Regions from separate parts of the Mus musculus genome. Here region 1 is linked to region 2. Evidence: chromatin loops called from intact Hi-C (ENCODE). Cell type or tissue: left cerebral cortex. All regions are shown on one strand. Links, peaks and the distances in the headings refer to the core of each region. The heading gives the core; the rest is flanking DNA.

What was found. Peaks named below come from ENCODE experiments on the same cell type or tissue, not always from the same donor. Only the 100,000 strongest peaks of a DNase experiment are listed, where the experiment ranks them.
Region 1: it touches region 2 in a loop (2.7-fold over the local background); 18 of 42 quality-filtered maps call a loop at or near these places.

The regions. Positions count from the first base shown.
Region 1 is chr4:120,688,343-120,699,551 of GRCm38, reverse strand. Kcnq4 (potassium voltage-gated channel, subfamily Q, member 4) reads left to right here. Exons shown (of 14, transcript NM_001081142.3): 13 at 924-1,053; 14 at 1,446-3,414. The coding sequence ends at 1,658. Among named protein-coding and RNA genes, the nearest start is that of Cited4, 27 kb to the right of the region's middle. In left cerebral cortex, for the core only: a CTCF peak has its summit at 6,697 (motif pointing left); a DNase peak (open chromatin) is centred at 6,681.
Region 2 is chr4:120,741,218-120,752,426 of GRCm38, reverse strand. It overlaps Kcnq4 (potassium voltage-gated channel, subfamily Q, member 4), which reads left to right and starts at 5,028. Exons shown (of 14, transcript NM_001081142.3): 1 at 5,028-5,567. The coding sequence starts at 5,251. In left cerebral cortex, for the core only: no CTCF peak of the experiment used is centred there; DNase peaks (open chromatin) are centred at 4,735 and 5,563; H3K4me3 peaks cover 1,388 bases; H3K27ac peaks cover 257 bases.

The sequences.
Region 1 (11,209 bases), core at 2,053-10,052, 54 kb after region 2:
GTGCTTGTCTTCAGGTCCTAAAGTAACTGGACTGCAGTAATCACCAACTTCCCATTTCCCAAATAGCAGTGTGAAGTGAAGCAAGCTACCCTTTGCTTCTCTAGAATCCTGCATGTCCACTAGGTCCAGGATTAAGGAAAAACCTTTATATCAAGTCCCAAACTGCCTAGAGCTCTCCTTTCACCCATATCTCTTATTGTAGTTCATTCATTAACTTAAAAAGTAACAATTAAGGTGGGCCATGGTGCACAGCACTGGAGAGACAGAAGCAGGAGGAGCTCTAAGTTTGAGGCTAGCCTGGTCTACACGGAGAGTTCCAAATCAGCCAGGGTGATGTAAGGAGGCCCAGTCTCAGCAGCAATCACAGGATTGGATAGGGGTGCCGTTAGAGGCCGGAGGAGTTCAACTTGGCTGTGTAGAGAGCTGGATTACAAGAGATCCTGTCTAAAAGGGAAAAAAAGAACAAGTATTGTGGGAAGGAGTGATCGGATGTGACTTCTGCTGCGCTTAGGTCGAGTAAATAAAGACTGAGTTGATCACTGGATTTAGCAACATGATGTTCGGTTGGGAGAGGGAAAGTCTGACTACAGTGGCTTTGTGGGGGAAGGAAACCGGGCTGCAGGCAGAGGACTGCAGGCAGAGGACTGCAGGCAGAGAGCAGAATAAGGTGGGGTCATCTCTGGCCTTGTCCACCTTCTAACATTTCCCTCCCCAGCCCGTTTTCCCACCTCGGAGGCTCTGCTTGTTATTTGGAGAACTTTCAAAGCAGAGGCTGGTGTCTTCCAGGTTCACCTCCCTTGGGCAGGAAAGTGGCCTCTTCCCATCAGTGCAGTCTGTCTTCCTGGTCAGCAGTCAATCTAGGGTTCTCGTGGAAGGGAGGTGCAGTGTAACTCAGTCTTTCTGATGGTTGCTTTCCCCCACAGGGTGGACCAAATTGTGGGTCGGGGCCCTGGGGACCGCAAGACTCGGGAGAAGGGCGATAAGGGTCCTTCAGACACGGAGGCAGTGGATGAAATCAGCATGATGGGGCGCGTAGTCAAGGTGGAAAAGCAGGTGAGTGTAGAAAGGGCTTCTACCAGATGCCTGAAATAGCTGTCAAAGGTTCAGCACTGCCATAGTGCAGAACCTTGGCCTAATAGGGCCCACGTGCTGAGTTCTGCTCCGCCAAGCCCCACCCTACAAACAAACTCGGCTCCCAGAAAGCCCATTCACAATCATTCCTGAAGGATCTCACAGGTAAGCCCTCCTAACCACGCCTCCTACCTAGTAGTCCTAAGATTTCCAAGCCCCGCCCCCGATATCTAGCCCCGTCTCGTCCCCATATCTAGTCCCGCCCCGTCCCCGATATCTAGCCCCGCCCCGCCCAGGCCAACTGTCTTCCTTAGGGGTGACCGGTTCTTGGGGTCCAGCATCACCTCTCAGCCTCGTCCCGCTCCGCCCACCAGGTGCAGTCCATCGAACATAAGTTGGATCTGCTGCTGGGCTTCTACTCGCGCTGCCTCCGCTCTGGCACCTCGGCCAGCCTGGGCACTGTGCAAGTGCCGCTCTTCGACCCCGACATCACCTCGGACTACCACAGCCCTGTAGACCACGAGGACATCTCTGTCTCCGCACAGACGCTCAGCATCTCTCGCTCAGTCAGCACCAACATGGACTGAAGGGCTTCTCAGGGGCGGGGCAGCCTTCGGATTGCCCCTCGGATTCACCCCGGGGCCTCTGGACTCCTCTCTTACTTGAACTCGCTCCCTGGCAGGGAGAGAGGCCATACGCAGTATTGAGCTGTCTGGGTGGGCGAGATACCCAATGCCAGCCAGGTACCAGCGCCCCAGGAGCATGAAATGCCAGGCCACAGCAATGGCTGACCGGAGGCCACTGGGCGCTCCCAGACCCTGTCCGCTCCATCAAGGCTCAATGTGGCCCGCCTGGCAGGGGCTCTGCCCTGGGAATGGGAGCAGAGCACTGGGGCCCTGGTCCCTGACCCAGCTTCTAGCTATGCAAGGTGAGGTCTCCAGGCCCGCCCTTCCAGGTAGAGCAGGGAAGTCCTCCTGCCAAGCCCGGCCCCACCCGGGGATGGGCCCAAGGTGCCCCCACAGGTGCCCATAAAGCACAGGACTCTGCCATAAGGTAGATGGGCATCATATATGCAAACTATGTTAAATATGCAACTTTAGGGACCCCCATGGGGTTCCTCTGCCCCTCCCTTACTGGGAGATGGGCCCCAGCAGTAGCTGGTCTCAGGCTGCTTGGCCATACTCCACCTCCATTCTTTGGCTTAACATCCATCCTCACCCAGCATGGGGCCTAAACCTCTCTGTCCTCTCCAAAGGGCAAGACCTGGGCCTTTCTGTCCCTTTGTAGGTGTCACCCCAGGGGCTCGCTCTTACTGCTGGATATCCATTCCCATTGGCCCTCCAACAGTTTTGACAGCACAAGTTCCTGTATTTCCCCTAAACCTACCAGACAGTGGCCCACCACCAGGAACCACAAGCATGGTCCTTTTATTTCTCCAGCAGAATGCCGCACACACCGATGCACACGATGCCACACACTTGAAGGCGTGAGCACAAAGCCACTGGATCTTTCCTGGGCAGGAGAGGAGGGTTTAGAGCATCCACGTGTCTCCCCAGGCCCCACCTCAGAGTTTGACTTGCTCCCCTCCTCACAAAAGGTCCAATAGTCCTCTGGTTGCCCTAAGGACTATGTTGGTGTCCCCATAGTGTAACTCAGGCCTAGGCCTTGGGGCCTTGCACACCTGGAGAGAATCCAGGCACATCCTCTTCCTAGTCTCAGCGAGGACACGTGTATCCAGTGCTATAGCAACTGCACCTGGCTCTCACCGGCACCGGTCTCTGCCCCACTTTCTCACTTCAATTGGCAGCGCTGCATATTGGCACAAACACCCAAACACTGCGGGCCCCATCCTCAGTTTTAGAGCCCTACCCCTTTGCTCCTTTCCTGCTAAGCTAATGCAGGTGGCAAGAGAGTGAGGGGTGGGGTTCCAACGACAATACTCCGGGGGAGACTTGGGAACAAGGGGCTGAGGCCGAACTGTCTGCATCTCATACTGGGACCTGCATGTACCAGTGCCAGGGCTTGGGTTGAATCCTGCTCAGCCCTATGGTGCCCAATCTCTGTCCTACCATCTGCATGTACCATCAGGCCCTGGATGGAGCCCATCCTGGCTCACTTCACTTGCATTGTATTGCCCCCTGGTGAGCCACTCCACCCCCTCAGAGATGGAGCTGTACAGAGGGTCTGGAGACTAAGATTATCCTGTGACCAAAGGAGACATGGGAAGAGGCCCTCCCTCCTTCCACGATTGAGGTTCCCCCACCAACCCGGTTCTCAGATATGCAAGTACCTCACTTTGTTAACTTATTAACTTATTGGTTTCATTAAAGTTTTCAGTAGGAAGTGATTGGTCTTGGTTGTGCTCGGTGCCTGAAGGCTGAGGCTCCTGGTTTGATGGTGAAAGTGAAATTTGGGTTTATTGTAAACCATAAAAGCCCAGCTCCATATGACTCAAGGAAAAAGAAGAGGCACGTTGTCCCAGATAATTAAAGCATCTAAGGGATAGATTTGGCTTCACCTACAGGTAAATATAGTTGATCAAACACATGCTAACTCCTTGTCTGCTCCACCCACCTCACAGGCTGATTGATCTCTTGTGAGGACCAGTGAAAAATGGATACCACTTTCCTGGTGGTTCATCCTGTGAGGAAACCAGAAACAATGATAGGGGACTTTTTGTTTGTGGAGGGAGGGGGGTCATTTGCTTTTTGTTTGTTTTTGAGCCAGTCTCTGCCCATAGCCCTATAGCTGGCCTTGAACTCAAGACGGTCCTGATCTCAGCCTTATGGCCGATAGGTTTTCCTTTTTAACTTCTACCAGTTGACAATTCGTTTTGTTCATTTACACACAGAAACACTGGTAATGAGAAAAAAAGAATGTGACTATACATTTAGCATAGAACACAGCCGGCACACCCAGCCTTGTATTTTTTTAGACAGGGTATTGCTGTCTAGCTCAGCCTGGCCTCAAACACGCCGTGATCGTGATCATACACACAGTCACCACCACTCCCAGCACTGTCTTTTGTTTTGTTGGCTCTGGAAGCATAGAAGAGCTTGGAAGCTTTTCACTTCCAGCATTAGCCCCAACTCCTAGGGAGGTTTGGGCTGGACACCTAGGGCTCCTTAGCCATGCGATGGGACAGAACAGGAATTAAAAGGTGTTAACATTTCAGTGATTCTCCAAAAAGGCTCAGTGGTAGGAAAGTCATTTGTCCTTACCCTTCTTCACATAAGCAAAGGTCTCATTTAAATTTGAGCCACTTGGGAAACAACACCCTGACATTTATGGATCCTGCCAAGTGATCTTACCACCCAGAGGGCTTCCTCTGGGTCTATACCCGCCAATCTCTTACTGTCGGTATAACCCAGATGACTGGAGAAATGGAATGTTTCCTCTAAATGCACACCAGACCCAGAGTGGGTATTGCAACAAAACAAAGAGGATTTACAGTGGGGAGTGGGCCACAGTGTTGCAAGAGACACAAAAGAACAGAAAATCCAAGGTAATCCAGAGAAAGTTGCTGAACACAGCAGTCCTTCCTGGAACTGCAAGAATGCAGGAAGCCATCGGGACCATCAAAAACGCCTAAGAGTGGTGCTGGGGTTGTGGCCCCGTGGTGGCAGAGCTCTTGCTGGGCATGTGCAAAGTCCTGGTTCAGTCCTTAGCACAAACAGAGGGAGAGAGGTGTGTGAAGTGGGGGAGAGAGAGGGAGGGAGGGAGGGAGGGAAAAAGGGTGGAAGGGAGGGAGATCTGGTGGGGATTCATGAGACCTACCTAGGTGTGCACACCAGATGTCGCCACCCACACAGCCTTGCAGACCCAGATGGGAAGGGGAGTTTGGAAGAGCATTACAGACATTCTGGAATCTACTGATGACCACAGACCCCCTGAACAGTCAACAGCCATACACATCAACCCACACATATGGGACATCCATGTAATGACAGTGTCTCCCACCACGTAAAACAAAGCTATGCTTCATACAAACAAGGTCCTTATCACTCTCTCCCTGTAAAGGGGGGAAACACAAAGTCCCACAGCCTTTAAAAACCTTTTATTTGTAATATTTGAATGATGTGTACTTGCATGTCTCTGTGTGGGTATGTGCATGTGAATGTCCCTCAGAGAGTAGAGACTTTAGATCCCCCTTGCTCTCCCAGAGCTGGCACTACAGGTGGTTGTGAGCCAACAGACATGGGTGCCAGGGACTGATCTCGGGTCCTTTGGAAGAGCAGTGAGTGCACTGTTAACGATTGAGCCATTATCTCTCCAGCTCTCAGGTCTCCAACAAAAGCATCCACACCCAGGAACTAGCCAGCCAACCCTTATTGGGTTGTGTTAACTATTCTTCCGACTCAGTGGCCATCCTGCGTACAACCAAACATTAACCTCACACTACAGTTTTCTGCAGACAAGATTGTCTGCAAAAGTATCGCTCTTGCTCCAAAGGGAAAAGGGACTTATTCTGAGCCAGGTTTGAGTGACCATCGCTCAGGGACATGAATTCAGGTTGCCCTGAATGACATCTTTATTGTGGAAGCATGAGCTTTTATAGGCATGGACCAAAAGACAGTCATAAATCAAAGCCTTTACTAAATCTGTTGCTGGGGACAGTGTAGGTGGATGGGATACAGCAAAGTGCGGACATCTTTGTACACGTTTCAGGTTTGAGCTGATCTGATAACATTCTTAACTTTTGTGTTGGTGGAAGCCAGACCTTAGAGGTGATAGTTTCCAAAACTTTTACCAATTACAATTTTCTTTTTCTTCTTCCTACTTTCTCTCTCAATCTCTCTCCCCCTCTTTCCTCCTGCTCCCTCTCCTTGCCCTCTCCCTCTCTCCACATTCTCTCTCCCCGTTCCCCCTCTTCTCTGCCCTGCCCTCTCCCTCTCCCCTTTCTTCCTTGCCCCCTCCCCTCCCCGCTCCTGTCCCCAGGGTTTCATGTATCCCAGCTTGGTCTAAAACTCATAGCTGAGAACAGTGGTTCTCAACCTTCCTAGTTCTGTGACCCTTTAATACAGTTCCTCATGTTATGGCAACTCTCAACCTTATAACATTATTTCGTTGCTACTTCATAACTAATTTTGCTAATGTTTATGAACTGTTATTTAAATATCTGATATGTGGCCCCCAAAGGGGTCACACATGGCCCACAGGTTGAAAACCAGTGGCTAAGACTGACATAGACCTTTCTGATCCTCCTACCACCACTTCCAAGGATGCACCACTATACTCAATTTATAAAGTACTAATAATCCAACTAATAATCTCACGTATGCCTAATAAGCATTCTGCCAGTGGAATTACATCCCCATCCCAGAGGGCAGCACCTGTATTTGTTATTGTTCTCAGCCTTTTAATGGCACCTGACAGAACAACTTTAAAAGAGGAGAATTTATCTTGGGTCATGGTGCCACACATGTAGTCTATCCTGGTGGGGAAGGTTTGGTGGCGTTCACGTGTCTTCAGGAGCACGTGGCTTCGGGAGCACGTGGCTTCGGGAGGTCTTATAACTTATACAGCTTATACCTCAAGCTCTGCTTCCAAGGCCTTGTGTCTCTGCCAACTAGACTCCAAGTCCAGAAAGCTTCACGGCCTCCCGAAACAGCGCCACCTTCTGGACCAAGTACCCAAGCACACAAGCCTGTGCTGGTCATTTACATTCAAACCCTAACAGTAATAAATGGCGATTAAGGAGACTAAAGATAGCACAGTATAATTGTGGCTCTTGATCTGCAGCATTCCAATCTGTCCAATCAGAGTCCTAGTCAATCACTCTGCAGAATCTTCAACACAGATGTGGCTTTTAAAGGGAACTTTAGTTCATAAAATAGAGAGAGGGAAGCAGGAAAAAAATTAATGCTTTTGAAATGCCAAAACCAAAAAGAAAAAATTCATGCTACAACAACCCAAACAATGAAGAGAACATTTTTTTTGGGTGTGGTAACTGGTCTTTCAGAAATACATGTTTCTTTATGCAAAATATACTATAGCTGATGTATGATATTTCTCCTTACCCACCCCCACTTAAAAAAACCTTTTCATTGGTTCTTTGTGAACTTTACATCATGTACCCCAATCCCACACACCCTCCCCCCTTCATACCCACCCTCCCCCTTGCAATCTCCCCCCAACAGAGAGAAAAATCTCCTTGTGGAAGCTGTACTGTGTCACAGTGTGTCCTTCCCTTTTGTCCACAGGTCCTTGCTTGCAAATGCTCATTGCAAGACTTTGGTCTGGTAAGAGGTCTCTGGCTTCTGCTATTCTATCAACCCTGGAACCTCACTGGGATTCCTTTTGGACATCCTCTTGTTGCTCTGTGTCATGGAGACCCTGTAGTTTTGGATCCGTAGGACTGGCCCCTTTATGCACTTCAGCAGTTCATTGATAGGGTAGATGTTGGGGTGGGACAATTCAAAACCCTGGGTGTGGGCCTGAGAGAAATCTGAGCTGGTCAGCCTGCCGGCTCTTCCACTCTCACACCCTCAGGGCAGCCTCACTGGCATCCCCCCACCTCCAACACACACACACACACACACACACACACACACACACACAGAGAGAGAGAGAGAGAGAGAGAGAGAGAGAGAGAGAGAGAGAGAGCCAGCTCTTCCCTGCTGCACAGTGAAGGTGCAGTGCCCGCTCTCCCAAGACTTGTAGCCGATGAGGGACAGGGACAGCTCTCTCACTCTCATGACCCCAGGACCAGATCCCTCCCTGCCCCACCCTTGTCCTCTGCCAGCCCCTCAGCTGGCTATAGTTTGATGGGGTTTTTGGGTTGTTTTTGTTTTTATTTCCTGTGGATGGCTATTTGGCCTCTGTGAGCACGTGTGCCCCATATACATTCCCAGGGCCTGCAGAGGCCAGCAGAGGGTGTCAGATCCTCTGGACCTGGAGTCACAGATGTGTGTAAGCCACTGTGTGGGTGCTGGGAACCAGGTCCTCTGCGAGAGCAGTAGTAATCTTAACCTCTCGCTAAGCCATCTTCTCCAGCCCCTGGTTAGGGTTCTCTACATGGTTTAGTGACTTAAATGATCTCTAATGGCTCTAAGTCCTTAGCACTCCTGTATGGTTTGGGGTGTTATAGCTCTTCATTAACTTTTATTGTTGTCCATGGAGAATTGGCTGCAGGGTCCACAAAAGAGACTAAAACTGTGGAAACTCCATCTTCTTTGTAAAGGAACATAACCTAGCTGATGTACATCCTCCTGCATGCTTTAAGTCACCTCTACCTTACAATCCCCAAACACAGTGTAGATGCTGTATGAAGTAGTTGTTATACCATATTGTTTAAGAGTAACAATGAGGGACTGGTGAGATGGCTCAGTGGGTAAGAGCACTCGTCTGCTCTTCCAAAGGTCTGGAGTTCAAATCCCAGCAACCACATGGTGACTCACAACCATCCGTAATGAGGACTGACTCCCTCTTCTGGAGTGTCTGAAGACAGCTATAGTGTACTTACATATAATAAATAAATAAATAAATAAATAAATAAATAAATAAATCTTAAAAAAAAAAGAGTAACAATGAGAGAAAAGCCAAAACCTGACCAGTATAAAAGAAATGTCCAGCTGCCTGTCATTTATCTATCATCTTCTATCTATCTATCTATCTATCTATCTATCTATCTATCTATCTATCTATCTATCTATCTATCCATCCTCCCATCCATTCATCATCTAGATCAGGGTTACCTGCCTAGTCTATATATCTATAGACTTCCAATCTATATAACTATCATCTATTTATTAGTCAGCCATCTATTTATCATCTGTTCATCCATCTACTTACCTTCACGTCATCTGTCTCCACAGTGATTGGAACTATGGATGCAGATACAGAGATACAGATACAGAGGACAGAGGGCTGACTGTTAAGATGAGCCTTAGAGCATCCCTGGATTCTACCCTGTTCTGATAAGTAGCAGCTCAGCTTCCCCCGGTAACAGGAAGCAAGTCCATGCAGCCAGGACATTACCTCTTCCTTTCATTCATCGTTATGTGACAATGAGAAGATACAATGAGTTGCAAACTCATTTCTTGCCCTCAGGATGAAGACTTCCAATGTAGCAGGGACCGATGTTACAGGAGCCAAATGCAAAAGTTTGGTAAGTGGGTGTATAGGCTAAATAATGGCCACCAAAAGGAGGAATTTCTAATCTCTGTAGACTGTCACCTCATAAGGAAAAGAGAGAGAGTGCATATTAAATTAAGCTTTTGTTTGTTTATTAAATTTTTCCTGAGGCTATCTCACTACATAGTCCAGGGTGGCCTCAGAACTCTTCAAGACTTTTTAAAACTAAACCCCTCATGTGTTGATGTGTGTGAACACAAATGCAAACATCCCAACCACAGCATGCTTGCAAAAAATCAGAGGACAAATTACAGTAGTCTCTCCCTCCACCACGTGGGGCCTGAGGTTTGAACTCAGGTCACCAGGCTTGGTGGCAAGTGCCTTTACCCACTGAGCCATCTCTCTTACCCAAGGCCTCAAACTCTTGGTTGTCTTGCCTCAGCCTCCCTGATGCTGGGATTACAGCCTGCAATTAAGGATCCTGACAAGAGAAAATTATCCTCTGTTAGAGATAGGCCTTGGGTATGATCATAAATACATTTTGTTTGTTTGTTCATTTTGATGAGATGGTGGTACTGCTGAGAATAAAACCCCAGGGCCCCTCATATGCCAAGCAAGCACTCGGCCATGAAGGCAGACCTCCAGGCCCACTAGTGTCTTTTTGAGAGAGAGGCAGAGGGAGATTGTACACACAAAAGAGCAGGTGATTTGAGGACAGACACAGAAGCGGGATGCTGCTGCCAGCCATTAGCTGGAAGTCTGGATTCTCCCCTTGTGCTCTGTGGGGAGTGCCCACACCTTGGCCGAGACCTGGTGAAACTGACCTTTGCCCTCCGGAACTGTGAGAGAATCTGTTGTTGCTTCAAGCCATCAGGTTTTAAGTGACTCACTGTAGTGGCCACAGAAATCAATACTGTGGGCGATTTGAATCAGTGTAGGTGAGAGGGCCACTCCTTGCCTTCCTGGAATCCTGGAATGCTTGTTGGTGAGGCTAATTCGTGATCCTCCATGCTGGGACGAGTCCAGTGGAACCCACCTGACACCAGGTAACTTGGGGCCTACTGGGGAGGGGTGATATATTAGGTCTTTAATGTTTCTGCTGATAACAGGTGAGATGTGTTGGCACAGGCTGCAGTAGTCTTGGTGAAGCTAAGTCATGTGTTGGAGCCACAGCCTGCATTCTGGCCACTGTGTCTGAATCGTACATGGGTATACTGAGATAGCACAGGGAAGACCTGCAGAAAGGTGGGCTGTTACCGTGGGCTGTCCCGTCTTGTCTGGCTGGCTACTGAGAGCCTTCTCTGCCATGAGTCCTTTTCACTAAGATTTTCTTTGAAACACAAGTATCTTTTGTGCCATGGCTGGAAGCCAGTCAGAATACCTCTTCCCACCTTCCTTATGGCAAGTCTGTCATCACTGTGCTTCCCAAATCCTGGTCCATTCAATCAAACTGATACACACTGCCCATAAGTCAGTGTCCATCATACTTTCTGTCATCTCTCAATTCAGATAAAATGAATAATCAACCACACACACACACACACACACACACACACACACACACTCACACACAATCAAGCACACAAGCACACATACACACACTCACACACAATCAAGCACACACACATATATACACACTCACACATATACACAATTAAGCACACAAGTGCACACACACACACACACACACAAAGACAATCAGGTGTGGTGGTACATACCTATAATACCAGCACTTGGGATGGGAAGTTTCAAGTCATCCTCAGCTATGCAGTGACTTTCAGGTCAGTCTGGGATACATGAGATCCTGTCTCAAACAAACAAACAAAGAAAAAACACAGGTCCATCAAAAAGGCTCAGTAGGGCCAGGCGTGGTGGCATCGATCACTCAGGAGGCAGAGGCCAGTGGATCTCTATGAGTTTGAGGCCAGCCCAGTCTATAAAGTGAGCTCCATTCCAGCCAGAGCTGCATAGCAAGACTCCCATCTCAAAAAAAGAAAAAAGAAAAAAAAAAAAAAGGCTCAGCAGGAAAGGCGATTGCAACAAGCCGGATGACCTCAGTTCA
Region 2 (11,209 bases), core at 1,323-9,322:
AGGTCAGAGACCAGGAAGGCTCCAGAAGCCTGAGATAGCTTAAGATCAAGCTTGCCCTAGAAGTGCTGCTCTCTGTGCCTCTCCATGTTGTCTCTGAGCCTCTCACCTCTTGTAAGACCCCCTGAACTCATACCTCCTACCAAATATTAGCCATCCCTTTTCTAACTCTCCTCCCTTGCACTCATGGTTTTCAGTCCCTCCTACTCTCAAGATCTGCCTCCTACCCTGTTTATTTTGCCAGGAGAGCTAGCTAGCTTGCTTGCTTGATGTGTCTGTTTGTGCTGAGGTTTGAACCCAGGTCCTTGTACCTGCTAGGCAAGCGCTCTGCCGCTTAATACATCCTCAGCCCTGGTTTTGTGTTTTATTTGGAGATGAGGTCTCACTAAGTTGCCCAAGCTTGCTTTGAACTCCAGCACTTGTGATCTCCCAGCATCAGCCTCCTGAGTAGCTGGAATGACAAACACGAGCCTCCAGGTGACACTTGGTGACTCAACATCCCTTCCTCTACACTCCAACTGCTCTACTGCCCCAGTGACTTTTGCTGAGACCGAGGAGCTGCCAGAAGATGGCCCAGGACCACGGCCATCTTCATGGCCAGCTCTCCAGCAGCTAGGGAAGAAGGAAGATTCCCATGGGCAGAGGAGGAGCCTGCGAGTTAGGAATGGATTTGACCTTCGTTTCCACACCCCCTTCTCTTTCTTTGTCTTGTTTAGGTGACCCCCTCCCTGCCTTTGAGCCTTAAAATCAATGGAGGTTTACATTCACCGAGCTCAGACACACTCCTCTCTGAGCTTCTCCCCATGTCTGTGGCTCTGAACTGTCTGGCCAAACAAGCTTGTCTAGGGGAGCAGATGAGTGGTCTGCTCAGATCTGGGAGAAGGGGCTCCTTAGCTCTCTCCGGTTCTTTGAATCCCTTTTGTCCGTAAGCCTCCTGTCCGTTCTGGACTGTCTAGGGAGTAGAGAGAAGGCCTCTCTACATCCCTCAATGGCTTCCTGCTATTGCCCTGTGAGCACCTTCTGCCAGTTCTCACATGAGCAGTAAGAAGTATCTCCTATTTGTACAGCCTCTGCTGACCTGTGCCTTCCGGCATTGCTATGTCTGGCCCTCTTGAGCCCTCCTCTGCTCTGGACCACGGCTCAGGCCCCATCTGCTATCCAGACTCTTGAGCCTCTGCTGTTAACCACATTTCTTCTTTCTTCCCTGTGCCCTAGAACACCCTCCCTGACCCAGGCCCTGGCTACTCTCACACACTGTAGCCTAATGCTCTATTGGGCAAGTCTCCACCCAGCCTGAGGCTGCCTGACAGGTATGGATCTCCTGAGCTCCCAGCATGTTTGGGAGATGCTGAAAGAGAAGAAGCAGCAGTTTTGTGGAGCTGTGGGCCATAAAACTTATTCTCCAAGTCCTCTTCATTCCTGTCCTAAAGAAGGCTCATTGGCCTTCTCTCGTTGCCAGTGACAGCTTCTCCCTCCTTGGGCCCTCTAGCAATCCAGCAGCTGTAAGAAAACTCAGGAGAAAATTAAGTGTTGGCACACACTGGTAATCCCAGCACTGGGAGGCAGGCAGGTGGATTGTCGCAGTTTCAAGAGCACCAGGACTATGTAGGCAGCTGCACAGGGAGACCATCAGAGAGATAGGGAAGAAATAGGCAGGTGGGAGGAGCCTGGAGCCCCTCACCTCAACCATTCTTTACCACCTTATGATTCTGTCTGCTAAAAGAAAAAGAAAGAAAGAAAGAAAGAAAGAAAGAAAGAAAGAAAGAAAGAAAGAAAGAAAGAAAGAAAGAAAGAAAGAAAGAAAAGAAAGAAAGAAAGAAGAAAGGGACTCCTGGTGCTGACAGTGGCTGAAAACTGCTGAGTGCAGTCAACCCTCCCACTCCAGCAAGGAATCCGAGCCGTGAAATGACCTGAGGTCATAACAGGAGTCAATACCAGGGATGAAGCTACCCCCAAGAACCAAGGTGCCAGCCACTTCTAGACCTTGATCCTCTCAGATCTGGGCATCCTACCCCCTGGCAGGAGCCAGTGCTAGAGACTCAGAATCATCTCTTAGAATTCCTTCTCCTTGGCACTCAGGGCCTAGGAGTTCTGGGAAAGTGCAAGCCAGTGAGGGCGTGAGCTCCCTGCCTGGTTGTCTCTCCTTGGGTGAGTGTCCCTACCTCTCAGCCCATTTCCCACAAAGCACCGGACTCTGTTCTTTGTAAAGGAGAGGATCTGGCCCCCAGCTGGTGCTCAGCAAATGGGAACCCTCTCCCTCCCCACCCTTCCTCGCAATCAATACCTGCTCCATTGATGGATGATGGAGACAGTGATGGATTACAGCAGATCAGGGAGTTGGCCTGTTCTTATACAGCCCTGGAAACTCAAGAGCCAGGGAGAAACATGGGTCAGGGGATGAGCTCAGAAGACTAGGCAGGGTTCCCAAGGAGCTGAGGAAGCAGAGTTGAGGAAGTTGCAGAGGGTGGAGTCAAGGGCATAGATGTGGGAGTTAGAGAATGGTGTGTGGAAAGCCATAGCATACCCCACCTCCCTCCAGTAGGGAGGCTAGACCTGGGAGCCAGAGACAGCTGTTTGCTCAGAAAAGTGTCTTAGTCACTAAAGCCTGCTGTGGGGAAAGTCCGTTCTCTGTCATGTCCTGGGAATCCGGATGGGCACAGGAAGGCCACTGAGTAACACTCAAGAGTAGCCACCTGTCCTCTCTGGACTCTCCTCTGCCTCCTACACACACACACACACACACACACACACACAAACACACACACACACACACCACACCCTAGGAAGAACTCTCTCTTGTCTCCCTCCTCTTACTATCAATGCACATGACCCTCCACGAGGTGCTGACCTTCAAAGATAGCCTCTGGGACCTCTGTAGGTGCTTCTGAAATCTAGCTTCCATCCCAACAGGAACTACAGTTCTCTTACCTTCCCCCAGCCTTGGATGGGGTAATATAGGCCATGAACTGGAAAAAATGACGAGGACCCTCTCCTGCGGAGTTCCATTCACAGAGAGAAGGGAAGCTTGGCAATCACCCACACGAGAAGGGGAGCATGGGTTCATAGGTGGCACTCAACTGGAGGATCAGATTTCCCAGAACAGACCCAATTTTAGATATCCCAAGTGCTGATAAGGGCAACCTGAATTCAAGTTCCGTTTCAGCTAAGATCAAAGCCTCAAAAGACCCCAGCAGCCACTTTCCGTTGTGTAATTTGAATTCTTGACTTGAGTCCCATCCCTGGGCCTCTGATTGAGAACTTGCAGTTTACCAGTCAGGAGAGACAATGCCATATATGGGGTGGGGGATATACGGGCTTCAGCTTATAGGGAGAAGATAGCTATATCTAGCCCTGGCACTTGCAACCATAGTGCGCACCCCCCCCCCGCCCCCAAGTCTAGAAACCTTCAGTTCTCAGTAGGTCAGGGCATGACCTATGCAGGAGCACTGCGCACTCCCAGCACCAGCAGCAGTGGGAGAGATTCAGGTCAGACCCCAGAATGCATCCCAGCTGGGCAGGAGGGTAAGGGTCGCTAGGGGTTGGGGTACAGGCTGCCAAAGGTAGCTTGGGAACTTCGAATCCTACCCACCCTCACGGTCCATAGCCCTCCCTCCAGCCCTCCCGCTCTGGCGCTCAGCAGATCAATGCTGCCTTTGCTGACAGCTGAGAATCGAGCTTGCAGCCCGCCCCCCCCTTCCAGCTAGCTGTGTCCCCCGAGATCCTCCCCGAGGAGTGAAGAAGAGTTTGCTGCGGAAGCGCTTCACCCTGGGGCAGGGCCTGCGGAGGGAGCGGGAGCGTCTGGTTTGGCCATCGCTTTAGGCTGGGGAAGAAGGAAGGAGGGCCAGCAAACCCGAATCATCACCTAGTACACGGTCAGGAGGGCGAGGGAAAAGGGGCCAGACAGCTCACAGCGGAGACGGAGGTCAGGCACCGAGAACTTTTTGCTGGAGAGGGGTGCTCCTAGAGAAAGTCCTGGTGGGGTGCTATAGGCCTTTGGGAGTGCTCTGTCCGTTCCCCTAATACTGGCCCCTAGTACGTTTATTTCTATACTTCTATCTGCCCTAAACAAGCTTTTCTGGGCTAGAGTGGGAGAAGGGGGTGGCGGGTGTGAATCCCACGGAGCGGAGATGGAGTGGGGAGATGAGGGCAGGTACGTAATCAGGGAGGGAGCGTCCCCTCTGCTCAGGGTGATCAACTGGGGTCTCCTCCTTCATCAACAAGACGGGAGGAGAGACGCATCTGGGCACAACTGTGAGCTACACCACCCCACACATCTCTCGATAGCTGTAGGGCACCGGGCCCTTCAAGTAACAACAGCAGGAGGAACGGAAGCTGCTGTCCCAACTTCACTCGGCCCTCAGCGCATTTTAAACACCCTGCACTAGAAACCGAGGGCACGACCCGACGGGCACACCTCCTCGCTTACATTACCCATCGCGCTGTACTGCCCGGTTCTGCACACTCTTCTGTACTCTCATCCATCTATCTATCCACCCACCCACCCACCCACCCATCCATCCATCCATCCACCCACTCACTCTGAACCCACGCAGACCCACGGCTGGCTAGCCAACTCTCACAAGTAGGCACTTCTCTGGACACAAACACCTCCACTCTACAATGTAAGTGTCCCTCGAGCTACCGCGGCCACAACTCCACACTCCACGCTCCACTTTCCACAACCACTCACCAGGCGTCCCAACCTCCCTCCCCAGAGCGGGCCACCAGGGCCACACCACTCGTACACGCCCGGCCTCGGGGCCCGGCGCGCTGCCCGCGCCACGCGCTCGGGGCCGGGACACACCGACTGGGCGGACCGCGCGCCCTGCTCCGCCGCGTCCGACCCGGGTCCCCCTCCCGGTGCTCTTCTCTCTCGCTCCCTCCCCGATTTGGGAAGGCGGCCGCGGGGCGGGCGGGGGAGGGGCGGGGCGGGGCGGGGGAGGGTGACATGTGAGCGGCGCGCCGGCGGCAGGTGGAAAGGCGAGCGGCATGGAGCGCGTAATAAGAGAGTTGGAGTCGGAAAGAGCCGCCCCAGTCGCCGGGGAAGCGGGCGGTCAGTACGGGCTCCCGCGGCCCCGAGGCTCCGAGCGACCGCCTCCGGACCCCGCACGGACCCGGCCTGGTCCCTAGCCCCCGCCGCCTGCGTGCGCGCCCAGGGTCGCCTCGCCGGCCCGGGGTTCGAGCCATGCGACTCTGAGCCGCCCGAGCGCGCCCCCGCCCCGCAACGCCCCGGTCCCCCGTCCGGCGCCGCCCATGGCCGAGGCCCCCCCGCGCCGCCTCGGCCTGGGCCCCCCGCCCGGGGACGCCCCCCGCGCGGAGTTGGTGGCGCTCACGGCCGTGCAGAGTGAACAGGGCGAGGCGGGCGGGGGCGGCTCTCCGCGTCGCCTCGGCCTTCTGGGCAGCCCCCTGCCGCCGGGCGCGCCCCTCCCTGGGCCGGGCTCCGGCTCGGGCTCCGCCTGCGGCGGCCAGCGCTCCTCCGCCGCGCAGAAGCGCTACCGCCGCCTGCAGAACTGGGTCTACAACGTGCTGGAGCGGCCCCGCGGGTGGGCCTTCGTCTACCACGTCTTCATGTAAGTTGGAGCCCCCGCACCCCTTGACGTGCCCCGGCTCTGACCCCGCATGAGCCAGACTCCTTGGGGACCGCCACCCCGCGCTGGCTCCACCTCTCTATCCTATTGCCCCGGGGCAGACCCTCACTCAGTTCCCCTCTTGGGCCTGTGCCCCCTTTTCGGTCTCCCAGCCTGACCTAACCCCTGATCTCCCAGCCTTGACCCCTGTTGCCCTGGCGTCTAACCTCTTCTGCCTGCTCTCCTTACTTTCATCCTGATCGCAGAGCCCCACTGCTCTGATCCGTCATTCAGCTTCTTGCTCTTCTCTGCTTTACCAAGTCCGAAGCCGCTAAAGTGGGACTCTCCTTATCTTTTGTTCACCTCACCCTCCCTGTGTCCCAGACACAGAAGACCCTAGCCCCTACATTATTTTTCTCCCCTCAGGCTCTGTAGTTATGTTGTGCTCCCACCTGGTCCCCTTGGAGATTTCTCTCTTCAGAGACAGGCTGTACCCAGATCAGGGCTGTCTAGGGTCCCTATGGCTCTGACAGGCCTGTGTGCTGTTTCCAACTTTATCCGTGTCTTCTTTAGTCTTGCTCCGCACCCTCAACTTCGAAGTACCCAAGGCAGCAGGCTGCCCTGCCTGCCCTGCCCTGTCCTGCCTTGCCCTGAAGGCTGGGCCCAGCTCTCCTGCCTTGCTGGCCAGCTGTACTAGGCCTGGCTCTGAGCATGGGGAAAAAGAAAGAAGAGAGGGGTATGTTTGGAAACAATGCCGCTGTGGGGCCCCTCCTCCTCTCAGCAGGCTCCTACAACTTTCAAAACACTGACCCCTCTTGGATGTAGAGAGTGAATTTTGGCAGCTCGGAAGGCAGTCTTGGGGGAAGGCCTGGTCGGACCAGGAACATGAGAGGCCCAGGCCATATCGGTTAAAGGGCTGGGCCTGGTGCTGAGATGCTGAGAAGTGCCTGGGAGAGACAATGAGCTGCTCTTACCACTGCCTGCTCCAGGGTCTCCAGGGCAGCCCGCTTTGTCCACCTGATAGTCACTTGACAATCTGTCCCTATGCAAGACTTGAGTTTCCCTTTGTGTGTGAGTTAGCTTGTCTGTTAATCTCTCTACCTGTCTGTCCCACAGCCTTTCTGTTGGTCTGTCTGTCTTCGTGCTTTGTGGGCCTATCCTCTTACTTATTTTGATGTCTGTGTGTCCATCTGTCTATCTCTCTGTTCACCTGCTTGGCCACCCTTCTATCTGGCTTTCCCCACCCGTGTCTTTCTGCTTGTCCTCCTTGTATGCCCTCTTACCTCTGCCCCATGAGTCCGGGGGGTGGGGGGTTGGGTACAGAATCTCAGGGGAAGAGGAAGATGGTACCAGGAAGAACAAAGAAAGGGAACTTTCTACAGACCCACTTAGAATACTTAGAGTGGCAGCTGTGGCTTTGTGCAGAGACCCCAGGCTGAGACTCTGCTGGGTGTAAGGCCAGGCTTTGGATCCCAGTGAATAATCAGGGGCAGCCCACATCTCAGTGCACCCAAAAGACCTGGACGGACGTCTGTTGGATGTAGCTGTCAGTGGAGTGATATAGTTCAATGCTGGTGGACTAGGGGCTCCAGTGTCCACTGAACATTAATACGCCAGAGCCCCTTATGTGCCTAGGGAGGCTAAGACACAGGGCACAGCTATGCTTTCCACAGGCTCTTCCCTGGAGGTGACTTTTCCAAGTCATGGCAGGGCCTAGAGAAGTCAGTTGGCTCCTAACTTAGTTCCTTGGCCCCAGGCTGGGGCCGTCAAGTAGAGATGAAAACAGCCTAACCCTGACCAACCACTACTGTAGCTTCTTTAGAGGGGCCTCCCTTCTTACCAGGAGCTAAATCGGATGACACCTTTGCCCCACATCCGCCTCTCTCCAGATGCCAGGAATGCCCTGGCTAGGGGCAGCCCTGTCCAGAACACTTGTCTCCAGGAGCTCAGGATGGAAGCGTTAATTGGAGCCCTAGGGGAAGACACATGGTGTGACAGTGTCTGGATGTTTAGGGATCTCAGGGAACTGGCTGTAGATCTTGGAGGTCAAGGAGACTGAGAAGGCCCTTCCTGTTGAGTGCTGTGGGGCACTGTGTTAGTTGAGAGCCTTTCTGAGCATTAGATCTGTAGGTCATTGGAGTGGGTAGAAATCCTGTATTTTGGGACTTCTTCATGAATGGGCTAATGGGTGGGAAAGAGATAACTGAACAGTTGTGTGGGTGAGAGGACTAGGAATGGGTGCTAGCACTGGGGGTGGGGAGGGAGCCTACACAGAAGTGTCTCTTGTTTTCTGTGACTTCCAGATATGGACTTTTCCAGCCTCTCGAAGTAGGGTCTTGCATGCTCTTGCCAAGAAGTGCTTAGGGTAGCATTTCTAGCGTAGCCCCACCCCCACTCCCTTTGAGTGGGGTGGGGTTCCCATGCTTGGGGCATCAGTTAAGAGCCTCAGTTAGGACCTGTTTCCAGAGTCCCAGGCCAAGGGTGGGGTCCCCACAGAAGAGCCTAGGAGAGAGGATTTGGGAAGGAAGATGGTTGAAATACCTCCCTCATACCAGTCAACTGGTCTCTCAGGACCCACACCTTCCAGGACTCCTACGGGTGGAGAATTGAGCCTCTCTTGCTCTCAGCTGTGCCTCTGGGAAGTGACTGGCAGAAGCCTGTTCTATCCTGTCTCCTCCTTGTAAAGAGCAGAACGAAGGGTCACTAGACCCTTCTGGGCTCTCTCTGTCTCTAGGTCCTTAGTCCTACCACTTTGCCCCTTCACCCCAGAGCCCCTGCCACTGGCATGTATACCCCTTGCCGCCGCCCCCCCCCCCCAAGGCCTTGCTCTTGGCACTTTACCAAGTCCTCATTACTGAGTCCCTAGGAGCAGACGCACTCCTTGTGGTACCCCCCTCAGACCACACCAGCACCTTTGGAGTTCTAAACATGGAAGGGACTGTGAGGGAGCACGCCCCTCCCCCATGTCCACTCTGCTTCCCTGGCCACTGCTATGTCCTCACCACTCAACCCTTGCTCCCAGCCCCCAGCAAACTTCTCTAAGTGAAGGTTTAAGGCTCTGTAAACATCCTCCCTCAGCCTTGTCCCTGGGGTCAGAAACTGTGGGAATGGGAAGAGGAGGAGGGTAGCCACACTCTCGGGGCCTGTATGCTCCTAACTTTGGAGTCCCCCCACCCCAACCTCCTACCTCAAGCTTGTGAGACAGGGCATAGCCTGGCCTAGAAGTTATCCCAGCACGGAACACCCAGACCAGACCAGGTTAGTTCTCACATTCTGACTGCCCCATCCCAACTCTGAGAAAACTAAGGCTCTGGAGACCAAAGTCATGTGACAAATTGGTAGCAGAAGCAGAGGGCCAGACCTTCAGTCCAGACTCCCTGTCCAGAACCATTCTCTCTGCTCACTCAGGCCACCTGGTGTGGCCCTTGGAGTTCAAACTGAGATTTCTGCTTTTGTGCAGGCGCACACCCTTCCCCAGCCTGGTGAGGTGGGCCCTACTATCCTCCCCAACTGACAGGTGAGGAGGGGGAAGCCCAGGGAAGGTCATGCTGTTCATAAGGAAAAGTCTCAACCCAGATCCCTCTGTCATCCACTGACCTTAGCTGGGTCAGGCCCCAGACCCTCCAGAGCATCTGTGTCCCTAGCGCCTAGCACACTTGCTGCCAGGGGGCACAGTGATAAGATTTTATAGAATTGGGTGAAAACTGTTCTGCTGTTTCTGGGACCAGTCAAGCTTGCATTGCAGAGAATAGCCCTGTTGCATGCTGCACTCACCACAGCCCTGGCACAGGTGCCCACGGATGTCACACATGCACATGCGGCAACATCCAAGAGAAAGAACTGATGTTCCACCCTCTCACTAGCTTCATAGACTAAGTCATGTCAGATCAGGAGGGACTCCTCCCTTAGTGCAGTTTCTGCCTCTCCTTTCCCAAGGTTTCAGGCTACCTTATGAGCAGTCCGGGGACTCTGATACAGTGGGGATGGCTTGGGCTCCTCCCATAGGGCCCCCTGAGCTCCTTTGCCCAACCCTGCTGTGTGTGGCTGGGTCTATCAGGCATAGAAGGAGACACACTTTCCTCCAAGGTGACACTCAGCCTCCCAGACAGCACTGCAGAAACCTGATGCTCCAACACCTTCCCGATGTGACTGGGAAGGACTTGGAGTGTGTGACCCGTGGCACTTTTGTGCTTCTGTTTTTCCTTTATAAGGAGTGGGAAAGTGAAGATGTCAATTTTTCAATGGCTTCTTTGCCCTTTCCCTTCCCCTGGCACCTGCTGCTCCCTCCTTCTCAGTCAGGCCACTGTCTGTCTGTCCCGCTCCAGATCTTAGCACGTTTCTCCTCCTCACGGAGGAAGCCCTTCTGGATGTCTGTCTACAAGCCCCGCTGCTGAAAGAGCCCCATAGCCACACAGCGTTGGAACCAGGCTTGCTTTAGGAGGCGATTATTCTTGGGCTAGAGGCAGCACTTGGAGTGGGTGATTAATTTTAAGTTCTCGGAGCCATCAGAGTCACTGAAGTGGCCCAGGAGCAGGGGGAGGAGGCTCTGGGGCCTGCCCCAAAGGAACTCCATGGGGAAGTCTCTCCACTCAGGTTCTCCACAGTGAGATACAGCTCTGCAGTGACAACTGAGGGGTGGGAGGAAGAGGGGAGGTTGTTTCATTTCCCCGGAGCTAGTTCCACGGGGACCTAAGACTTGGCCTTGCAGATGGAGTTTGTTTCTGTAGCTGCCCTTAGCTTTCGTGAAAGTTGCGTAGTCTCTCTGAGTTCTGGCTGTCTAGTCTGAACAACAGGAATACAGCTGCTTCCAGGTGGCCAGGGCTGAGGAAGAAGAGCAGCCAGTGCTTGGTCATAAGTCATTGTCCTGACGGGAAGTCTGACGGGGTCCTGGGCTCAGCAGGGGAGTGTGTGTGCCGAGGAAATAGTGGGGGTGGTATTGCCCATGTCACCTGTGTATCTGCCAGGAGCCTGACACTGTGTCTTTGTGGCGTTCTGTGGAGCAGCCTCCAGGCCCACCTGAACTTTTTTCTCTTTTAGAATGAATCTCCCTATTGTAGCCCAGGCTAGCCTCAAACTTCTAGGCTCATGGTCTCCTGTCTCAGATGGGGTCAGTGCATCCCTCCAAGCTTCTTCCTTGCACCCTCTCATTTATGCCTCCTAGCCATGGTGTCAGGGGACAGTCATCTTTGCTTCTTGCTGGGTAGGGGATGTCACACAGCTCGTGCCCGGAGTCACTAACCTGAGTCTCTGGGCTGCTTATGGATTTGTTTCTTCCGTTGTGTCACAAATGACATCAGCCAGCACAGCGCGCAAGCTTTGCCAGGCTTGGAGAACCAGAGACTTGCCTGCAGGGAGCAGATGGGGGAGGGGGTGTCTGCTGTGGGGAGGCTGCCCAGTCTCTAAGAACACTGCTCTCTAAGTCCCCTGGGGCCCTGGTTCTGGCTCTGTGTTTGTGAGTGTGCCTGTCCCTGCACCAGTGTGCCATTGTGGGGTTGAGGTTTGGGTTTCGTGGTTCATGTTGTTGTTGTCCCTCCCCCAGACCAAACCCACCCCACTTCTACCCCACCCCCACCCCCAGCTAGCTGACACAGAGAGATAACCCAGTACCAGTGGTCTTTGGGACAAACCCGGGAAGATGCCCGTCC